3 separate regions of the Homo sapiens genome follow, and regions 2 and 3 are each linked to region 1. Evidence: chromatin loops called from intact Hi-C (ENCODE). Cell type or tissue: PC-3. All regions are shown on one strand.

Region 1 (5,000 bases):
GTGCCTCTGCACCAGAGAAGACGCCTGCAGGGTTTGATCAGGACCTCATGGTGTTGGCTCCCGTGGCCAGTGCCCATCCTGTTCTCAAACCCACTGAGCTGTTTCTGTTCTCTGCCAACCCTTGGGTCTAGGCCAGAGCAGGTTTCTGACCTAGTCCTGACCTGAACCGGCAGCCCTCAGTGAGTCACCTCCCTCTTAGAGCTCTCACTGCACTTGGAAGAGTCAGCCTATCCTGTCTTTTCTGGCTTGTTCTTCCTTTCCTGTGTATTTCTCTTGCCACCTCTGTGAGAAGGAAAACTCTACTGTGTCTTCCTTGCCCTTCTTCATAGTCCCTGGAATGGGATGTGGACCATCCGTGTACAGGGATAACCAGTAATGGACTGAATCTCAGCTTCCTTTGCCTAACTCACAGATAGCATCCCAAGGTCATAGAAAGTTGTCTTCCTGCCTGTTGCTTTCCCATGACATTGACAAATCCGAGTGGGTCTGTGACTAGACCTTGCAGTGGAAGTGTACAAATGCTTTCCCAAGGCGGGATGCAGAGTTGTGGGAAAAGAATGGAACAAGATTGCTGACAGCTCTAAGGGAACCTCTGCATTTTGATGTCAATGGTTAATCTACTGTGTCACATCTCTTAAGAAACTAAACAAAATGCAGTAACTGCTATGACATTGAAGCTGTGTTGCAGAAACGATATTGTAGAGCAAATAACTATCTTATACTGGCTATTTTATGCCTTATTGAACAAGCAGCAGTTTATGAAAACAACGTTTCATAAATATGGTTGCAGATTCCTGTGTGGAGACTGCTAGAATTTGCAGCAAGGTGGACTCATTGGTTTCTTCATTCTCCCCCTGAGCTCTTTCCATGTTCACCCTACTCTGGACCTTAGCTAGCTAGCATGTGGCCCCACATCCAAGCACATCTTTCAAGGTCTAAGAGACGATGTATGAGGTATCATGGGAGGGGTCACAGCTATAGCAAGACCAACATAAACTCAATAAAAGGAGATACTTGAATGAAACTAGACCCTGGATTTTGTGGAGGGCTGGAACAAGCCTCAGAGTGGGAGTCAGGAAACCTGGACTGCAGTCCTATCTTATCCACCAGCTACACAAGTCACTTTACCACTGGGAGTCACTTCAACTCAGGATCCTCATCTGGAAAATGCAGATAAATGTACTTGTTCTCCCTGCCTCCCAGGGTTCGTGAGAGGAAAATGTGCCTTTAGAAGCTTCACAGACTATAAATCACTAGACGCGCACCAGGGATGGGATTATCACTATCATTTACTTTGAAGAAGCGGTTGCCAGAGGCGGTGAGCAAGTTCCTTAACCACAGTATTTAAAGAGAGACTGCCTGAACCAGTGTGTCAGGTAGTCACCGAGGGGATTTCAGTGGCATTGGTGGGGCTGACACTAGATGTACTCCAAGGTCCTTTTAAGTTCTAACTCCATGAGTCCAGAATGTACAGGCTTTTAATCATTTTCTTAGTAGTGACTGTGTGTTTAAGCTGGACTATCATTCCCTTAGCCTCATTTTTTATTCTATAAATTGTGGCTCATGCCTGTAATCGCAGCACTTTGGGAGGCCGAGGCAGACGGATCACTTGAGGTCAGGAGATCGAGACCAGCCTGGCCAACATGGTTAAACTCCGTTTCTACTAAAAATACAAAAATTAGTCAGGTGTGGTGCTGGGTGCCTGTAATCTCAGCTACTCCTGAGGCTGAGGCACGATAATTGCTTGAACCCAGGGGGCAGAGGTTGCAGTGAGCCAAGATCACATCACTGCACTCCAGCCTGGGTGACAGAGCAAGACTCCATTTCAAAAAAAAAAAAAAAAGGTATATCGTACAAAGAGGAGATATGATTAGTTTTGTACCCTGAGAGAATTTTTTAAAAAATATTATGCCATAAGCGTTTTCCTAAAACCTTAAATCCTTAAATATTTGCTAAGAACATGATTTTGGATAAATTGCTATGTAATATTCTAGCCTATGATTATGCCTTAGTTTAAGAAACACTTTTTAGACATTCAGAGTCTTGTTTTTTTCTATTATAATAGGGAAAGTTAAGATTTGTAGACATAAACAGTAGTGTCTGATGAATTCTTTATGTGAAATCTAGTAACAAAGCTATGGGGTCAAAGCGCATAGACATTTTTAATTCTCTTGATTACATTGTCAACATGTTCTCCATAAAGGCTGAGTAATTTATGACTCCCAGCAGTAGTGTAGAAAAACAACCATTTCACGAAATCTTCGTCAACCCTGGGAATTTTGATTTTAACATTTCTCAGCCAATTTTATATGCAAAAATAATTTCTCTTGTTAGTTTTAATTTACAGTTCATTGATTACAAGTGAAGTTGATTTTTTGCCTTTTGTTTATTACCTACTTGTACGTAATCTGTTGTGAATTGTCCTTTGTATCAGCCCCTTTTAGAACCTACTATTCACACTGCTCTGCAGATGTAATCAGAGTTTTCAGCCATCAATACCAAAGGAGAACAGGATTTTCTGAATGAGCTGAACCCCATCAGTTCCTAGAGCTTCTCTCCCAGCAAACCATTCACAATAGCGGGGGTGTGGGGGTGCTGAAATCCGGCAGTGATTTGTATTTCCCTGCATTTACTTCTCCTGCTCTGCTTCTTGTATAAGAGCTAATGAGCAGCAAAGCTGACAAAAGACTAAGAAAAAAGAGAAGAAAGGGCATAGTTAATCCCTTAAGTAGGATTGAGGAATGGGTGGTGTTTGCCTTTAGAAAGGGGGAAAAAAATTCAGGACTTTTTTTTTTTCAGCCATGCAGTTCCCAATATGTACCACTGGATGGCAATCCTCTATTGGTTAGGTAAAAAGCTCCTACCTGCCAAGACTAGGGAAACTGAGGAAGCAGCTGCTGAAACTGAGAGATAGGCACATGCAAGGCAGCTAACAGTTGAATACAGGTGGCCTTTAGACACCACTGGGAACATGGATCACTGATATGCAAGGAAATGAAAAGCAAGGAGTATATATTATAGACAGTGACACAGACAGTGGCTGAGGAGAGTCACAGAAGGGAATGCATTTCTTCCTACTTCATTTGTTCCTTCTTTTCCTCTGCTCTATATTGGGTATAATTTGATTTACCTTTTTGTGCTTGAAAAGGCAAAATTACCTACTTTGGGCATACAATTGTCAGTAAGTACTGCATGCTTCTGGGAGATGGAGTCGGGTGGATGCTGCTCTTGCACTATGGGAACCCTGAATTGCCCAAGCCTGGCCAGCTGCGCCGGCAAAGCCATTCAGAAAAGCAGTGCCACAGTTCCTGGGAGCAGAGAATAGAAAGCAAACCCACAGCCTCTTTAAGACTTGTTCTAGCCCTAAAGGCAGCATGGTGTAGAAGAAACAGCACGGGTTTTGTTTTTGGTTTTGTTTTTTTTTTTTTTTGAGACAGAGTCTTGCTCTGTTGCCCAAGCTGGAGTACAGTGGTGTGATCTTGGCTCACTGAAGCCTCTGCCTCCCAGGTCCAAGCAATTCTCCTGCCTCAGCATCCCAAGCACGCCACCATGCCTGGCTAACTTGTGTATTTTTAGTAGAGATTGGATTTCACCATGTTGGTCAGGCTGGTCTCGAACTCCTGACCTCAAGTGATCCGCCCACCTCAGTATCCCAAAGTGCTGGGATTACAGGCATGAGCCACCATGCCTGGCCAACAGCATGGGTTTGAGGGCAATTAGCCTCAGATTCGTTTCAGCTTGGATTCTTATAGTTATGCAGTTTTGGGCAAGTTACCACATCTCTCTCAGCCTTGCTGTCTTCCTCTATAAAATGGAGGATAACAGCACCTACCTCACTGCGTATAAGAGATACTGCCACTGTTGTTATTATTAATACATCCAAGTTCCACCCAGGGATGCAAAAAGCATACTTATAATACTCATTAAGACCCTGGGATCTGGCAGTACTAAGTCTGCAACTTACTAGCTGTGTGTCACTTCCATGAGTCATCCCTCCTCTCTATCTGTAAAAGGGATTAATAACAATGCCAACTCCATAGGATATTATAAGGATCAAAAGAGAAAATGTACACAAAGCATACAGCACAGTGCCTGTCACACAAGACACAGTCATTGGTAGGTGCTATTCATGGCAGTAGTAACAGTATTGTAAAAAATCTCTCCCAGTATTCTGAGAGCACAGTCAAGAAAAAAGACGTGCACATCTAGTGCTGAGATGAAAAGGTCTTGTATGGTCAGCCAGTGTGTGGAACCAGGCAGGTCTGAGAAAGAATGGGCAGCAGGACACAATCCAAAGACGGAAGCTGCTATTTCAAACTGGGGATCGTTTGCCTACAATGTGGTTTTGGTTCTTTTTAAAGGTGCAAGACAGACGTTTGCACTTGGATTCAGCTGTTTCTCTTAAGTCACTAAAATAGTCAAAGTTCAAATCTGGAAGAAACCTTCCAATCTAACACCCTCTGGAAACTGAAACCCAGAGATGGGCAATGGCTTGCTTCCCTAAGTCACAGGATGAGTCAGTTGCCTAGCAGGAAATGGGTTCCAGACCCCAAGACCATCAATAAGGGCTCCTCCCACTGTGTACCCCACCCCTAGACAGGCTACCACATGGCTAGTCCTTTAGAGAGCCCATTGCATAAAGGCCAAAAAGGACTTCCCCAAATTGGGGTGAGCCATTGTTGTGTATCCTCATCTAGCCCATCTAGCCTTATTGTAACCAGCCAAATCTTCCCAACAACAGGTGCAATACAGGTTTTTTGTGTGTTTCTGCCCATTCAAAATCTGACTCTTATTTTTGTATGCACCGATTTAAGGAAACAATTACATGGATAATCCACAAGTCACACATGTATATCTGGCTTTCCGTGTCACTACGTAATTTCCCTAATTTATGAAGTTCAGACAAATACTTAAAATCATACACATTTCTCACATTCCTCAACACTTAAAGGATTTAGGAGTTCAGGGTAAGCCTTATAGAGTCCTGTCTAGGCACCATG
Region 2 (5,000 bases), 200 kb after region 1:
AAAAAATAAAATTATCTGGGAATAGTGATGCACACCTGTAGTCCCAGCTATTCAAGAGGCTGAGGTGGGGGGATTGCTTGAGCCCAGGAAGTTGAAGCTTCAGTGAGCCATGATCATGCCACTGCACTCCACCCTGGGCAACAAAGGGAAACCCTGTCTCAAAAAAAAAAAAACAAATAAATAAAAAATAAAGAGAAAAAAACACAATTATCTCAAGAGATGCAGAATAATCATGACAAAATCCAATATCCATTCATTGTTTTTTTTTTAAAGAAACACTCATCAAACTAGGAATAAGAGAACTTCCTCAATCTGATAAAAGACACCTAGAGCTCACATATTTAATAGTGATAGACTGGGCAGAGAACAGTGGCTCACACCTGTTATCCCAACACTTTGGGAGACTGAGGCAGTACACCACTTGAGCCCAGGAGTCCAAGACCAGCCTGGGCAACATAGCAAGACCCCATCTCTACACAGAATTTAAAAATTAGTCAGGCATAGTGATCCTTGCCTATAGTTCTTCCTACTTGGAAGGCTGAGGTGGGAGGTTTCCTCAAGCCCCAGGAGGTTGAGGGTGCAGTGAGCTGTGATCATGCCACTGCATCCCAACCTGAATGACAGTGAGACCTTGTCTCAAATAATAATAATAATAATAATAATGAAAGACTGAATGCTTTCCCCTGAGATCAAAAACAAGATAAAGAAGTTCATTATAGCCACTTCCAGTTCACATTTTACTGGAGATTTTAGCCAAGGAAGTAAGGCAGGAAAAGGAAATAAAATTCATCAACACTGAATAGTAAGAAATTAAAGTGTCTATTTACAGATAGCATAAGCATGTTGTATTAGTCCATTTGTGTTGCTATAAAGGAATGTCTGAGACTGGGTAACATAAAAAAGAAGTTTATCTGGCTTACAGTTCTGCAGGCTGTACAGCTAGCATAGTGTTGGCTTCTGCTTCTGGCAAGGGCCTCAGGAAGCTTAGAATCATGGTGGAAGGTGAAGGGAAGCCAGTGTGTCACATGGCAAGAGAGGGAGCAAGAGAGAGAGGTGGAAGTGCTAGACTCTTTTAAGCAAACAGATGTCATGTGACCTCATTATCACAGGGAGGGCACTGAGCCTTTCATGAGAGATCTGCTCCCATAATCCAAACACCTCCCACCAGGCCCCACCTCCAACATTAGGGATTACATTTCAACATGAGATTGTGGGGAACACACATCCAAACTCTATCATTTGTATACAGAAAATCTTGAGGGATACTCTGAAAAACTATTAGAACTTAAAAATGAATTCAGCAAGGCTGCAGCATACAAGATCAATATTTAAAAATTAACTGGCCGGGCACAGTGGCTCATGCCTGTAATCCCAGCACTCTGGGAGGCCAAGGCGGGCAGATGACTTGAGGTCAGGAGTTTGAGACCAGACTGGCCAACATGGTGAAACCCCATCTCTACTAAAAATACAAAAATTAGCCGGGCATGGTGGCGTGCACCTGTAATCCCAGCTACTCAGGAGGCTGAGGCAGGAGAATTGCTTGAACATGGGGGGCAGAGGTTGCAGTGAGCCGAGATTGCACCACCGCACTCCAGCCTGGCCGACAGAGACTCCGTTGCAAAACAAACAAACAAAAAAAACTATCTTTTTATATAGTAGCAATGAACAATCCAAAAATGAAAAAAATTCAATTTACAATAATATCAAAAGAGTAAAATACTTTTAAATAAATTTAACAAAATAAATTCAAAACTTACAATCTAAAGGCTTCAAAATTAGCACTGAAAGAATTTAAAGAAGACCTAAACAAATGGAAAAATAGCCCATGTTTTTGAATTGAAAAACAATATTGTCCATATGGCAATACTCCCCAAAATTGATCTACAGATTTAATACAATCCCTAAAAAAATCCCAGCCGGCTTCTTTGTGGATATTGATAAGCTGATGCTAAAATTCACAATGAAATTCAAGGTGCCAAGAATAGCCAAAACAATCTAGAGAAAGAAAAAATAAATAAAAGATTCGCACTTCCTGCTTTCAAAACTAGCTACAAAGCAACAGTAGTCAAGACTGTGTGTCACTTGATTAAAGATAGCTTTATAGACAAGTAAAATAGAATCCAGAAATAAATCCAAACATTTATGATCAACCGGTTTTGTATAATGGTACCAAGGAAAATGAATAAAGAAAAACAGTCTTCAACAAAGGATTCTGGGACAAATATTACCTAAATAAAAAAGGATAAAGTTATACCAATCTTATGGGTGTGTCTCCTTTTTCACAATATGCACAAAAATTAACCTGAAATAGATCATTGACCTTACTGTAAAAGGTTAAACTATAAAACTCTTAAAAGCAGATATAGGAGTAAATTTTTGTGAACACTAGGCAAAGCCTTCAGAAGTGACAAAGAAAAAAATTAAATTGGACTTCACCAAAATTTAAAACTTTCCTGCTTCAATGGGTACCTTCAAGAAAGTGAAGCAACAACCACTGAATGGGGGTAAAATGTTTGCAAAGCGTATATCTTATAAGAGACTTGAACCTAGAATATGTTTAAAAAAAACCAATTAATATTAAAAAGAAAAAGAAATAACACAATTAAGAATGTCAAACAACCTGTATAGATATTTCTCCAGAGAAGATACTCAAATGGGCAATAGGCACATGAAAAAATGTTTAACATCATTAGCCATCAGAAAAATGCAAATCAATACCACAATGAGATACAACTTCACACTCCTAAGATGGCTATAATGAAAATAGCTGATACCACATCTCTCCATCTTGGGAGGTTTACTGCATACAAGAGCCCCCTCTGTTAACCAGAAAGTACTGCATCCTGGAGTCAGATCCTAGCAAATCAGAAGAGCTGAATTTTGTGGTCGCAGGTTTGTTTGCAGTCAGCATAGAAATCTGACCTCTGTGACATTCTCTAGAGAAGGCATTCTCAGCCAAAGGTCACAACCTGAAACCCCGCACCCAGTCCTTGGACACTGAAGCCATAATCTTCCTACAATGAATAATGGTTACATCACCATGATTTAAAGCAAAACAAACATGACATTGAAAGGGGAATATCACAATCCTGCCCATTCCAGTCCAACCAGAATTTTTAAAACAGAAGAGTTCGTCAATGCAACTGCTAACTTTCATACATACGAACACTGTATGTAGCCTTTCACTTAGCATTCAGCTGAACTCTGGAAAATTATGAGCCACTTTCCCATAATGGCATTAGGCAAGGTGGCTGCAACACAAGATGCTCTAACTGAGATGAGCTGAGCTAATCTGGCTGCATTAAACAGTCCAGCTGATCCACATACCTTTAGCTCTCCCCATATCAAAAGCACACCCCTTCCCATAAAGGAGGCAGCCAAAAAGTGTACTTTCAGTCTCGTCCTAATGGATCTCATGACATGTAGGTCTCTAAAACCCTCACTAATAATTTTTTAAGACCACTGGATTAAATAGAAGGCTCAGTCAAAGCTGCATGTATGCAAATTCTGGCACTTTAAATGGGTTCTCTCCTTAAGTGCATAAACCAAAAAGCATGGGAACAATTGGATTAAGAAAGCAAGTGTTCTTTTTTAACACCCTCTAATTGGCATTAAGTCACCAATCGTTGTCAAACACACATCACTTGCTTAATTATTTTGTGTGCGCATGTGTATATCTTTATAACTTCATAAACATATAAACGAGAGGGAGATGCAGATTTAATGTACACCCATATGGCGATAAATATAAAAGCTTCCAGAAGATTGTAGAATGCTATACTAATGCTAAAATGATCTCTTTTTTTTTTATTTGCTTAAGTCATAAAAACAAACTGAAGGAGGCAGCTGCAAAGCATAGATCCTTACCTAAAAGCAGAAATATTCAGACCATTTTGTTCAACAATGTAATTTTTAAAAAATACCTTGCTTCAGCTTCATATTCTCATATTAGTATGATTATCTTTCATAAATCTTATAGTGTGTTTATACATAAAATCATGTTTACATGTTCATGAAGTTTTTTATTGAAGTAATTTTTCATAAATAGCCTACTATGCATCATTCACACCAATATGCTTCATTTCAACATTGCTTTAATGCTCTGGAGCTGGCCTATTATACTCTTAGAACATACTGTGCCACTTTCAGAAAAAAAAATCACAAAAATAAGTATTTTTGCCTCTAGAGTATCTGGCAATGAGCTCAAATAGTTCGTCAACCTTCAAGCTGTTTTGTCAGTTAATCTTCCACTTAGCAAAGTCTCAGCCATGAGGCATCAGCTTAAGTGGCCATCAGCCCAATGTCACACTGGCCTCTGGTTGTTTTTTTATGGTTCTTCCATACCTTCAACCTAATTTCTTTACCTCCAACATTAATAATGCCTGCCAGGCTGGTAGGCCCATGCTAATTTGCATTCTCTTTAATGGCACTTTTTTATGGCCTTCAGCTTTGCATAATGGCACTTTTCTAAAGCTGCCCCTTCCAAAAGGAAGAGAATGGTCACTCCTATGGGAATGTGCCACTCTTATTTGGTTATTTCAGCAACAAAATGGATTCTTATTATCTTCATGATGAGCCCCCAAAATAAGAATAGCCTTCAGGATTCATTTCATCTAGGACTCCTCCCTTGGTTTTTGAAAGAAAGCATCTTTATTTCACTGGCTCCTCTGTTCCCAGATTACAAGAGATGCCCTGCCTGAACTCATTTATATTACCCTCCAAAGGCTGTGTCTACACTTACCAAATGCAGCAAAAAGCAATGGTCATTTATAGAAACAGGTCACAATTGGTCAAAGCAATGCAACTAACTGCTAATGAGACAAATGCCAACATTCTAAAAGGAGCAAGATTCTTTGGCCTCTTACAAATTTTGCATAGTGTATGTACCAAAAATGCAGTCTACAAGGGGGTAGAAATTAAAATACAGTTAAGGTCCTCATTTTTCTTATTTGAAAAAAGAAAACCTGAATCTTTTCTCTAGCGCCTTTTTTCATTTCCAT
Region 3 (5,000 bases), 210 kb after region 1:
ATAATGAACAGTTTCACAAAATCTTGCTTAATGAATGACAGAAAAAAACGGATGGCTATTCTTTTAATGTCATTACATACTACCTCAGTTGATGACTGATATCCATGAAAGACAAGCTCTAGCATTTTAATTGCCCCATAGCACTGATCTAAAATTATTATTAAGTGATGTTAATTCTGAATAGCCTTTTGTACTACCTGAGAACTTACAGCTTTGTAAGGACTCCAACACCATGTTCGACATCCATGCAAAGATGCTAATTAATACTACTGGAATTCTACAGATATTGTAATGGTAGATTTCTCCCCCTCTTCTATGAAATAGCTAAGATGGTACCACAGCTCTCAAAGACAGCTGAAGAAATGTATCCTCAGCTAAGTAAAACTGAGCCCAACAGCTTAGAGCCTGATGAACCACACGACCAGTACTGACCACTGGCTGTAACAGTCCATTCTGCTTAATGCCTCAGCCTATATCACAAGCCTGTTGTGTCATTTTGCCTCACTGCAAAATCAAGGAGAAGAAAGAGGGAAAGCGTGGGCTTGTGAGGCATGATCAGGTACACACACTCTATAGTTACAGCTCTTTCAAAATAGAGCCACCTTTTAAAAACAAATGGGAATAAAAGAAAGCTTTTCCCACAATTAAAAAAAAATAGAATGACCAAAAAAAGCTTTTCTCCATCTAAACAAACACTTTTTAGTCCTTTCCCATCAATGATATGCTACTGGATTTGAGATGATAATTAATTACTCTTCCAGATGCCTCAGCCTGCTCCCATCCTGCTCAGCTTTGCAGGGATTCCCAATATGGCAATGAAAGGCCCCTCTGCAATCTAGCCACAAGACCTACCCCTGGTGAATAAAACACCTCAGGGATGTAGAAATCTGTTCTTCTCCCAATGGGTGTGGTACCCCCGGCCCAATCACTCATCCAAACTGAAAATTTTAGAGATGCTAAAAGTCTAGGGTACAACATGAATATGATCAGATTCTTTGACTTGTATAGCCATGGACCCTGACCTCTCAACCCCATTCTGTGCATGCTGGCCAGCATGATACTTAGTGATGAAGAAGGGGGCTAGTGCTATTTCTTTGGGCCCAGTTCTGAATTCCCTCTACAGAACAAATGGCACACTAGAGTTGGCTACAAACAGAGGAAATTTGGCCTAAGAAAAGCCTGCAGAATTTGGGACTTTTAACAGCTTGTGAGCAACAATGTTTGGATACACTTTCAAAAATGGTCTCAGAAATTCTAAAATGAGCAGGACCCTGAGTGACTGCAAACAACATACTGGCAGACAGATGGATGAAATCCAATTTCTGATTTTTTTTAAAGAAATATTATTCTTAATAAACAACTTGAGCCTTTCACCAGCCAAGCTCTCTCTCTCTCTCTCTCTTTGTCCTCTCCAGGCAACGTGATCACGGTTGTTTCTATTCAGCAGTTATATATCACCCAAGCACTTAACCATCCGCGGAGGCAGAGAAGCATCCCAAATGTAGCACTGGAAGCAGGATTCAGAGTCTTGGCTTGCAGCCACAATAGCCTCTGATACCTCCCTAATGTGGATGAATGGCTGTGAGTCAGTAGGTGGTTCCTGTCGCAGCTGAAGGCTCCTACTGAAGCTCATCCAACCAGGCCTCAGCCCGCTCCCATCCTGCTCAGCTTTGCAGGGATTCCCAACATGGCAATGAAAGACCCCTCTGCAATCTAGCCACAAAACCTATCCCCAGTGAATAGAAAGCCTTAGGGATGTAGAAATCCGTTCTTCTCCCAATGGGTGTGGTAATCCTGGCCCAAAAACTCATCCAAACTCACATGTTGTAAAATGACTGACGATGATAATGATGTAGGTGATAACAACAACAGCCAACATTTATTGTGTTCATTCACTTTGTGGGAATGACTAACTCAAGACCTCACTGTGGTTTTGCAAAAAACCCTTGTTCATCAAGGTGCAGTCAACAGAGCAAGGGTTGTGGAGTCAGACAGAAGTGCAGTCAGATTCCTGCTGTGCCGCTAAAAAAACTCAGTGACCCCGGGGAAGCCCTTTAGCCTTTTTGGGCTTCATTCTCATCTGATAAATGGGGATCCTTTTGTCCACTCTGGCCTCTTGCTGAAGATGGTGCAGGTTTACAGAGGAATACCAGAGATAAGGGATATGAACGCTTATCATAAACTGGAGTGCACTCTCTACACAGGATCTGGTCGAGGGTCACATGGCTGGTTAGTGGCTGGCCTAGAACTAAGGCCCAGCTGTCTGAACTCCCAGGCCAGAAAGGTGGAACTGTTGTTCCCCTCAGTTGAGAGGAGCACAGAGACCACCAGCTGGCATGGAGAGGCTGTTTGACACAGGAACTCCCAAAAGCAGACTCTCCCATTTCCAGACACCAGCTTCTCACCCCCACATTTCACCATCGGTGCAGCTGCCTTTACCTCTAAATTTTTGCCTCGCACAGACACATACAACAGTCACATACACACACTCTCTCATTCTCACACACACATGCACACCTTAGCTCTTACAGATTATCAGAACTCACAGAACTGGTCCTGCAACCTCCTAGGGGATCTGTCAACATCCAGAGAAATTCTGGAACCCCTAGGCTATCCCTATTCTTCAAAGTGAATATTTCTGGAGGTGGGCAGGAATGAATGAAATAAAAAGGTGCCCTTGAGGTAGCAATGCATTTCTCTAGCAAGTTTTATTTCATTTTTGCAAACACCGTAAAATCCAGTAACTGTGACTTTTTAGAACATGGTTGCTCTTTGATTAGACTAGATGCTACTGTAGTATCACCCTTTTAATAACCAAGAAAATCCTATGTCATTTCAAATAATTTTGCTTCAATTTGGGACAATCCAAGAGGCTTTGAGGGGTTCTGGTTATCTTCTGGAGAATGCGGGAAGGAATCTGCCAGAGGACAGTAGCCACCAAACAGATAATCTAGACCACATTAATAATGTGTGTTTATAGACATCATACTCTGACCTACATGTTCAAAAGGATCAGTAAAGGCACATGTGCCCCATGGAACTCCAGACAAGGCCATGGCTTTCATGGTGACCAAGACCTTGTTTTCACTTCTCTGCTATAGTCATGGCTGTGGAATTCTACTTTTGCCCAGAAGAGCTTTTTAAATATTACCACCTCTCAATACACCTACAAGGTCTGTCAGTATGAGAAATTCTTTTCAATATTGCCAAATTGTTTGGGAACTTATTAAACACCAGAATATTGTTGTGACAATGACTTACACAATTGTACCAATGGATTGAGGTCCTGGGGCTAAGGTTTTCTTGGGGTGGAAGAAAAAATTTGTTAGTATTGGAAAGGAAATACAAGTTTGGCAGATTCTGACACAATTCCAGCATTTGAGAAAGGACAGTGTAAACTGAGAGAAGAGAGAGTGAAGAGGAGAGCCAGGGGGTGATGTTCCCCTTAAATCTCAATGGTAATCTGAAAGTCAGAGGGCTCTAGGGCTCTATTTGCTGCAGTTGGACAGAAAAATCCACACTGGTTGTTGCGTTCTAACAGTCACCTGCAAAGCATCCCCTTGTCCAGGGTACCAAGTGCACCCGGGGGATGGGGATGGGACACAGACATGTCCTTGCCGGCCCAGAGACCCCATCCAGAGGCCTCCAGGCCATGAAACTCACCTTGTGCACCCCCTGGACTCCCTGCTTCAGCCCAGATTTGTTTTAAGGAGACTTGCGAAACAGTAGCCCTGGCTGGACTAACTGCACCCCATAGCACTCACTTCCCCCACCCCACCACCACCCACTTTACAGTACTGCATGACCTCTAGCAACTGGACATCGCGTCTGGAGGGAGGAAAATACCCTTGCTTCTGGCTACAGACTATTAATAAATCAGCTTTTACCGCATCAGCCCAGGCTCACAGAACATGGGCTGGCAGCGCCCCATGCTGGGGCTCAAGCTTTTTAAATATTTTTTGTAAATCAGGAGAGGCTCCTGGTGACTGAACCCCACATGGGGTCCAGGGCACCATCCCAGCCCGCCCTTCGGTCCGCGGGGTGCCCCCCGCCACTCCCAAAGAGCCACGGATGCCTCTCATGCAGCCAGTAGTGATAAGCAAGCCTGGGAACCATGAGCTCTCCTTGGATGTCGGAAAATAGCGACAGAGGGACACCCAGTCGCCCGGGAAGACCAGAGCCAGAGCGGGGAAGGAGCGAGGTGATAAAAGTCCGGCAAGAAGAGAAAAACAGAAAGGGTAAGAGAGAAAAAGAATAAAAGCGAGAGAGGGGAATGGAAAGAAGGAAACAGCGAGCAAACAGGAGCAGACAACATCTAGGACACAAGAGAGAAAGAGGGAGAACAAGGCAAATAGACGAAATAGGGGGGAAAGCGGGGGGAGGGAAGAATGCGGGCGCCGAAAGGAGGAAGAGAGCGCTGAAAGGAGACTTCGGAACCCGGGTGCAGAGTAGAAGAAAGCAGGGATCCAGAGACGCTGCACGGAGAGCGCGGCTCTTTAGGGCTCTCCAGTGCGGAGACTGAGTACGATGCCCCGTCCCAGCGGCCCCGTTCCGGCCGCTCGGCCGCCTCCCCCGCACGCTCTGCCAACCATCACGCAGGCCACCCTGCGGACAGACAGACGGTCAGTCCGGGGCCGGAGCGGAAAGCCTTTCTGTGGCCGCCACAGCGCGGCGAACGTGCGCTACTGGGCGCCCAGCACCTGCCCAGCCGGGGTGCAAACGCCCGGGCGTCAGGGTGCGCGCTAGGTCCCCGGCTTGGGCCAGCCGCGCCTCCCAGCCCTCCGCCCGCCTAGGCCCGGGTCCCGCTCGACTACCGGCGCGCACTCACCTGGACGGTCTCAGCCTGGCGTCGCGCTTGCCGTCCACCACGGAGGGCACACAGCTGGTGAGCTCGGTCCAGTCGGCGTGCAACCCGCAGCTCCAGCCCGTGGAGAACCTGGAGAAGAGCCAGGTTTCCCGCTTACCCGGCCGGTGGCAAGTGCATTTCTTCTGACCCACGC

The links. A loop is a pair of places that touch in the nucleus more often than their neighbours do. Peaks named below come from ENCODE experiments on the same cell type or tissue, not always from the same donor. Only the 100,000 strongest peaks of a DNase experiment are listed, where the experiment ranks them.
Region 2: it touches region 1 in a loop (5-fold over the local background); 21 of 110 quality-filtered maps call a loop at or near these places.
Region 3: it touches region 1 in a loop (9-fold over the local background); 23 of 110 quality-filtered maps call a loop at or near these places.

The regions. Positions count from the first base shown.
Region 1 is chrX:132,737,888-132,742,887 of GRCh38, forward strand. The region is part of intron 2 of HS6ST2 (heparan sulfate 6-O-sulfotransferase 2); the gene reads right to left. Among named protein-coding and RNA genes, the nearest start is that of HS6ST2-AS1, 73 kb to the left of the region's middle. RefSeq lists an enhancer at 1-462. In PC-3, a CTCF peak has its summit at 2,836 (motif pointing right); DNase peaks (open chromatin) are centred at 134 and 4,064; H3K27ac peaks cover 2,293 bases.
Region 2 is chrX:132,938,002-132,943,001 of GRCh38, forward strand. The region is part of intron 2 of HS6ST2 (heparan sulfate 6-O-sulfotransferase 2); the gene reads right to left. Among named protein-coding and RNA genes, the nearest start is that of HS6ST2, 18 kb to the right of the region's middle. In PC-3, a CTCF peak has its summit at 2,799; a DNase peak (open chromatin) is centred at 2,990; H3K4me3 peaks cover 694 bases; H3K27ac peaks cover 3,090 bases.
Region 3 is chrX:132,951,980-132,956,979 of GRCh38, forward strand. HS6ST2 (heparan sulfate 6-O-sulfotransferase 2) reads right to left here. Exons shown (of 5, transcript NM_001394073.1): 2 at 4,829-5,000. Among named protein-coding and RNA genes, the nearest start is that of HS6ST2, 4.1 kb to the right of the region's middle. In PC-3, no CTCF peak of the experiment used is centred here; DNase peaks (open chromatin) are centred at 1,572, 1,902 and 2,562; H3K4me3 peaks cover 2,966 bases; H3K27ac peaks cover 3,377 bases.